2 separate regions of the Homo sapiens genome follow, and region 1 is linked to region 2. Evidence: chromatin contacts called from ENCODE Hi-C or POLR2A ChIA-PET data. All regions are on one chromosome and are shown on one strand. Each heading gives the region's core, a stretch centred on a gene start or an enhancer-like site at or near the end of the contact. The rest is flanking DNA. Distances are from core to core; before and after follow the strand shown. Region 1 has its middle 380 kb from the start of KLF4. Region 2 overlaps LOC105376208 (a long non-coding RNA gene).

Evidence for each region. A loop is a pair of places that touch in the nucleus more often than their neighbours do. ChIA-PET counts read pairs that join two places held with the same protein, here RNA polymerase II (POLR2A). Pooled maps may share reads with other maps.
Region 1: a loop to region 2 is called in a map with no recorded cell type, with 2.2 times the contacts of the local background. The contact joins two enhancer-like sites. A Hi-C loop is called at or near these places in 7 of 37 single-sample maps with no recorded cell type and 3 of 50 pooled maps. POLR2A ChIA-PET finds 5 or more read pairs at or near these places in 1 of 52 experiments (HEK293).

The regions. Positions count from the first base shown.
Region 1 is chr9:107,865,591-107,869,175 of GRCh38, reverse strand. No RefSeq gene overlaps it. Among named protein-coding and RNA genes, the nearest start is that of KLF4, 380 kb to the right of the region's middle. Within about 2 kb of position 2,054, at least 2 of the 41 ENCODE cell types and tissues checked have a DNase peak (open chromatin) inside an H3K27ac peak, as active enhancers do.
Region 2 is chr9:107,748,727-107,752,123 of GRCh38, reverse strand. The region is part of intron 1 of LOC105376208 (a long non-coding RNA gene); the gene reads right to left. Among named protein-coding and RNA genes, the nearest start is that of KLF4, 260 kb to the right of the region's middle. RefSeq lists enhancers at 104-203, 245-972. Within about 2 kb of position 1,288, at least 33 of the 41 ENCODE cell types and tissues checked have a DNase peak (open chromatin) inside an H3K27ac peak, as active enhancers do.

The sequences.
Region 1 (3,585 bases), core at 805-3,304, 120 kb before region 2:
GCCCCAGCTCACATGCCATCCCAAAGAGCCCTCTGTTACACTTCATTATGATCACTTTCTGTATTTTCTTCATTTGTTTATTAAAGTCATTTGATTATTTATTCAGCCATTAAATATTTATTGACTGCTGACTATGGGCCAGGGACTGTGTATAACATGCAATGGCTGGAGACAATGAGCGGATGGATTGTTCTGTGAATTCTCAGGTGGAAGAGTGTTTGAGCTTGTGCATAAAGGGCCAAAGGACCTAACTTGGGTTCCAGGGAAGTAAAACAAAGGACAGTTACAGATGCCATGCCCACATTCCATGGCAGGGAGACTTTGAGGGTCCTGTGTCATGATAGCATGATAGCCGCTGGTTCCCTGGTCAGTCTTCCCTTTCTGCACGGACCACTGCAGCCGAGATACACAGAGGCCCTCGTTGGGATGGGAGGCTCACATCCTCAGCACTGAGTCCAGGAACGGAACAGAAGGCATCTCTGGGCCCAGCCTGTCCCCATCTGCAATAGTGGCCACACCAGGTGGCCTAAACAGGAACACAAAACCTCTGGGAGCAACCTCCTTATCCTCCCATGGGAAGCCCCCCTATATATCCCTTACTAAGGGATTCCAGAGCACCCACTGCTCTGCCTTTTCACATCAGGCAAGTGTCACAATGTGGCTGTGGCAGGTTCCCTTTCCTGAACCCAGTTCCATGTTACAGACAGCTCAGGTCCAAAAGCACCAGGGAAAATTACTCATTCCTTAGCCTTGTCAGGCCCCTCTGTGTTTCTGTTAGATTAGAAGAACTTTTATTTCCTCCTTGCCCCTCTATTTTTGATAGCATATACTTCCTCTATTTGCTGCCCCAATAGTTCAAGCCACCTCCACCCCCACATATCACTTCCACAAGAGAAATAAGCAGAGGTAAATGCACCACTTCTTCCTCAGGTCCCCACAGGGCTCTGCCCTTCCTCCCACTATCACAAATCTCCAGCTCTTGGGATTGTCAGGGCCCCTTGGGACTGTGAGCTTCCCAGGACAAGGCCGCTGCCTGCTTTATTTCTGTCCTATAAGCAGAGCGCGGTGCATAGTAGATATGTGTTTATTAGATATCAATAGGATATAATGAAAGTTGGCTATGCCTTTGTGTTTTGATACTTACCTTGATTTCTTAAAGTGTCTCTGGGTGAATATGCATGGAAAAAGTATGTCCTACATATTCTGTTGCCGTTTTTCCTAAGCTGCAGAATTTCCTATCTCTAGACCTATGTTCGGATGAATGAACTGTTGCACAATAATGATGACAATAATAATAATTTTAAAAAGAATCACAGAAAGGCAAGCCTGGAACATCTCTTAGAAATCAGCTCAATAAAGCCCTATGACCAGATGGATCTTTACACCAGAGGTCTTGTAGTAAGTTTCCGGTAGACATGGGAAGAAAGTGCAAATCTCCAGTCCCTCAGGCACAGCCCTCCCTCCACACACCTCCTCTTTATGTAATCCTCTGTGCAGGATGTGCAGCATATATAGGGGCTGGGTGGGGTGGAGGGGCTTTAGCTGGATGCTCAGCCAAACCAAGAGGTAAGGCCTGCGTACAAGGCCCTTGCAACTTCTTTTATGGAGGGACCATCACTGAAGTAATGCTGACACCCACTCTGGGTCCAGCTCACTGTATATTTGCCTATCTGGTGGCTCCTAGCACAAACTTTCCCTCTGCACTGACCTTCTTCCTTGAAAAGCTCTCCTCCTCCCTCAAAGGACTGAGCCAATGTCAAGGCCACGTTTGCTACTCAGTTCTTGCTCTGGAGAGGCTCTCTGCCTAGGCTTAGGGTACAGTCCCTCTATACCTTCTGACCTACAGGCTCAGCAGTGCCCAGATTCACCAGTGATTCTATGCAGGATGCATGCTATTACCATTAGGACCAAATGTTTGCAAAAGACATCTGACAAAATGTCAGGAGCACATTATCAGAAGGCTTGGTTTTGACAGCCTCTTTGCTTCACTGCCCCAGGGCCACCCCAAGTGAGTGCTTCCTTCTGCCCAAGGAGGCAGAAAGAAACCTGAAGTTCCTGAGGGGAGTTTAGCCACAAATGCAGGAGGAACACTTTCTTCACTGATATTTCAAGATGATTTCACAATCAGTAAACCACCAGCCACATGCAATCACTGGTTGAGAAGCAAAAAGTGCAAGAGTTTGGATTGGAGGAGCATGTATGTGTGAGCATGTGTGTGTGCATATTAAAACACAAAGTAACAGAATTTGAAAGAAATTCAGACAGCCAACAAAATTCCTTGTGATGGCAGTATGGGTTTAGGCCAAAAGAACATGTCTGGGGTAGGGAGAAGAGAGGCTTGTTCAAGTCAAGAGCTTTTGTTAAAATCATCAGATATGAAAAAAGATATCCCCCATGCAAGCACAAAATGTCATATGCAAGCACAAAATGTTATATGCAGGCACAGAATTGTGTTTCTTAAACACAAATAAGTAAATTAATTAATAAGTAAATTAAATAAGTAAAAAATTTGTAAAAAATAAAAAAATTGTAAAAAAAAATAAGTAAATTAAATTAAAGGAAACTCTGGGAATGGTACTGTTATCACCTTCTACATTTAATACTTTTGGGTGCTATGATGTCACAAATTGAAAGAGAAAGATTTTACCAAGGCAACAAGACCATAATTAACAAAGAGTTTTTTTATTTGTTTGCTTATTTATATCAACTCTTTGCTAAAGGAAAAAATATACTTCTAAAGTAGAATTGCAAATAAAATATAGAACACTCAGACACAATTTGAATTTCAGATATACAACAGATATTCTTAAGTATGTCCCAAATATTGCATGGGATATACTTATACTAAAAATAAATAAATAAATAAATAAATAAGACTTTGTTGTGTATCTAAAATTCAAATTTAAATGAGAGTGCTGCATTTTCACTTGCTGAATCTGGCAACCTTATTGACAGGCCTCCAGCCAGTACACGAGTACTTTATTTTGGAAGAATGCAACAATCTCCACCCCTCCCTCAACATTCACAGAACGCCAGCCTGGAAGCTTATCCAGTTCAGTGTTCTCATTATTTTATTTATTTATTTAGCCAGAGTCTTGCTCTGTCACCAGGCTGGAGTGCAGTGGTGCGATCTCAGCTTACTGCAACCTCCACCTCCTGCGTTCAAGCAATTCTCCTGCCACAGCCTCCCGAGTATCTGGGACTACAGGTGCGCCCCACCACACCCAGCTAATTTTTGTATTTTTAGTAGAGATGGGGTTTCACCATGTTGGCCAGGATGGTCTTGATCTCTTGACCTTGTGATCTGCCCACCTCGGACTTCCAAAGTGTTGGGATTATAGGTGTGAGCCACTGCGCCCGGCCAGTGTCTTCATCTTATAGATTAAAAAAACTGAAGTCAGAGAGAAGTAACTTGCTCAAAGTCACACAAGGATTCAGTGGTACAATAAGAATAAAAACTCTCTCATTGCCCCAGTTGGGTTTGCCGTGAATGACAAAGAGGCCCAAGTTACTGTAAGAGCCTTCACCCAGGATGATTCAAAGTTCAAAGAACTCCAGAGTTGGATATAGGTGGATACAGATCCA
Region 2 (3,397 bases), core at 39-2,538:
CTCAGGCACCTGTGCCCTGCAGGGAGGGCCTGGGTCAGAAGCCGATGAAAATAACTTTGCAGCTGCCAGGACTAGTCCAAAGTCCCCAAGCGCAGTGACAAGTGAATCACCTCAACGAACGCTTAGTCACTGCAAGGTACTTTCCACACAGACACATGGAGATGGTTACCAAAGAAATGTCTGCTGGCTGCTCTCACATCAGCTCAAAGAAAATGTTGTTGTAACCTTTACTTTGGAGGGGGAAAAAATAGCATCACTTTCCCTTTTCCTTTCCTTTTCTTTTTTGGAGAGAGATTCATTGGCAACATTGTTGAAGTGGTTGTTTTTATTTACCCTGGAGAAAGTTTCCAGATAGCTCTGAATCCAGAGCTTTGTATATGTAGCAGTCCCTTCAAGTCTTAAGCTCTTAGTGTCTAAGTGTGTAAACAACCCCCTTAGAGGAGACTGTCACGGACCATCCAGATCACAGGGCCTCCCATGAAGCTCCCTGATGGCAAGCAGAGTCCTCCAAGCTTTTAAAAGTCAGAGATGGGAGGTCCAAATCCCTCTGCCCTGTATTATCAGTATAGCCTCAGGGCAAAGGGTTCCAACTTCCTGAGCCCCCTACTTCTTTATTAATAACAATGAAGCTTCATTATGTGTACCCACAAGGTGGTTGTGAGAATTAGATGAGGTGGTGTGCAGAAGCATCCCCAACAATGCTTGGCATTCTCATAGTAGTTGATTAGTTAAAGTAAGTTAATCTCTCCTTCTCTCTCCTGATTCTTCCTTTGTTATTTCTCTTGCTGCCTTTCTCTTTTTAAACTCCCTCTCTTCCTTCTCTTTTCTTCCTTGCCAAACTTAATCAACCCTCATTCTCTCCTATTCTCTCCTTTCCTCTCTGCTGTCTGCGTGTTTTTTTTTCCTTCCTTTTTTGCCTTGTTTTCAAGCCTCACCCCCCCCCCCCCCGCCTCCACACACACACACACACACACACTCACAGCCATCTCTCTGGCTGGTACAGCTTTGGCATAAAGCTATTGAAAGCCAGCCAAATTCTGGTTAAAAACACTGCAATTCTTGGCCAGACTTTCTCTCCTTACAAATGAGGGTGATGTTTCAGGCATGGGAAGTCTTCCCATCCATTTAGGCCCCAGGGAAAAAAATAGCAACGCCTCAGTGTGTGGCCTTAGGTGGACAGCGAAGTGGGGCTCTGGGTATTGACAGAAATAAATCTGGTGTTTCTGAAAATTGTGAAACATGCGCAGTGAATGTGTCATCCCAGCAAAAGTGAGTCAGCTCCTAGGCCGGGGCCCAAATCTGGCCGCATTTGCTTTCTAAATAGAAAGTGTATTCCTGGCCAGCCCAACTTAGCAAATCAGCGGTCAATGAGAGTGGAAAGACAGGCAGAAAAAGAGACATGCAAATGTATACTTTGCAAGAAGGTTACTGGAAAAATCAAATTCTCTCTCTGTGATTTTAAAAAAAATCATTCATTTTCTTCTTTTCTTTCTATCCTGATATCTGCATCAAACTTTCCTTTTCATCATTATTTTACCCCTTCTGGAGTGGCCTTCAAAACTAGGAACACAGCAAAGTTGCAACAAAGCAGCCTGGAGTAATTGGGTGCTGTAAACTTTGGGGTGAGACTGACCTGAGTTCAAATTCTGACCCCACCTTCAACAAGTTCTGTGTGTGTTGTGTTGTGTTGTGTTGTGTGTGCATGTGTATGTGTGTGTGTGTGTGTGTGTGTGTCCTTGGGAAAATTTCTAACCTCTCTGAAGATTTAGTATCACTTTAACCAAATGGGAGAAATCCAGTGGAGGGTAAAGTAGGTAACATCAGCAGTGCCTAGTTTATGGCAGGTGTTTGTCATCTCTGAGTCACCTTTCTCTTTTTTAGGAAGGGAAGTATGAGGAACTCTGATGCCTCTTCACTCCCTAGTTCTCTGTCCACATGGGGTTATCTCTTTTAGAGGGTGTGAGCACCCAGAATATGGGAGCAGCAGCTTTGCCTCTTCCACTCCAGACATAGAATTTGGAGAAAAGAAGCAACACCAGGCTCAGGGCCTTCTGCGCCAGCATCATGGACAGGCAGGGCTCCCCTGCATCCCTGGCAAGCCCAGATGCTAGAATCATGTGGCCTCCACTCTGCCAGAGGAAGTGATGCAACTGCCCATTGGCTTTGGGTCAGCGTAGAAGAAAGTGTCCTGTTACAGCGTGGGCGTGGCTGGCTTCAGGGCTCCAGTCTGGTGCCCTGTTCCAAACCCACAGCAGAGGGGCAAGCAGGAGATCCTGCCTTTGTGCATAGACTGCCTGCTGTTTACCCAGCTTTGTGTACCACTATCCGGGCCCTAAAAAGGGCCCAGCCAAGCAAGTCATCTCTGGCCCTTGGCCTCTCCCTTCTCTCTGCTCCAGCTCACAAATTGCCCTCACTACAAACACCTGTTTCCTTTCTCCCAGACCCTGTGGGGTCGAGCTAGTCTATTGACCTCATATGCATGGCAGGGATATAATTGAACTCAATTATAGTAACTACATCCATTAAAAACCTATGTAATGTTCATTAAGCCGCCTAGGTAATATGCAATTAATGGCATTACCATATGAATTGTGCATTGGGTCAATAATATGCAGATTATATGTAATGTTCAGTGTATGTATTAATTACAGCACATGCTGGAAAAGCACAGCACTCCAAGCTTGCAGGTCTGTCCCAGTTAGAAACCCTTTTGATCTCATACAAATCCTATTATAGAAGAGCCTTTTCATTAATTGGAACATTTGCTTTTTGGCTCTTTACACAAAGATGACTATTGGAGAGAAAGGACTCTGAAGAGCTGGTTAGCGCTAGAGTTGGGTAAACTTGAGAAGCCTGTATTGGAGCTACTGCTGGAGAAGAGCCATGACCTTCAGGGCAGAATTCAGGCTTCAGAGTTCTGACCTAGCCTTTGCCTGTAATTTTTCTGCCAATCACTGCCATCTCCAATGGGATGTCCGTCATCTGGGAAATGGACATAATAGGCCTTGATGATGCCTACGTCACCAGTACATTACATAGATTCTCTCACGAGGGAGACTAACATCCTTTGGAAAGGCAGAGTGGTAAAGGCATTAAGCATCATTTCCATGAAGCTCCCAATGGAAAATTTCTTCACTAAAAAAAAAGAACCTGCTCCAGTCCTCCCAGCCTGACCTTCATGTGGGTAGGTTTGTCCAATAATGCTCAACCTTAATGAGAGAGCACCAGTGATGTCCACCCTTTAAGTGGGGTTCTCTCATAGTTTCTCTTCAGAGTATATTACTGGCATTGCCAGGGTCCTGGAGTTACCATCTCTGTTTTAAAGAATTTGGAAACAGAGGCCCTGGTGAACGAAGAGAGTTGCCCAAGTTCATGTCAGAGAGTGTCCTTGACATGA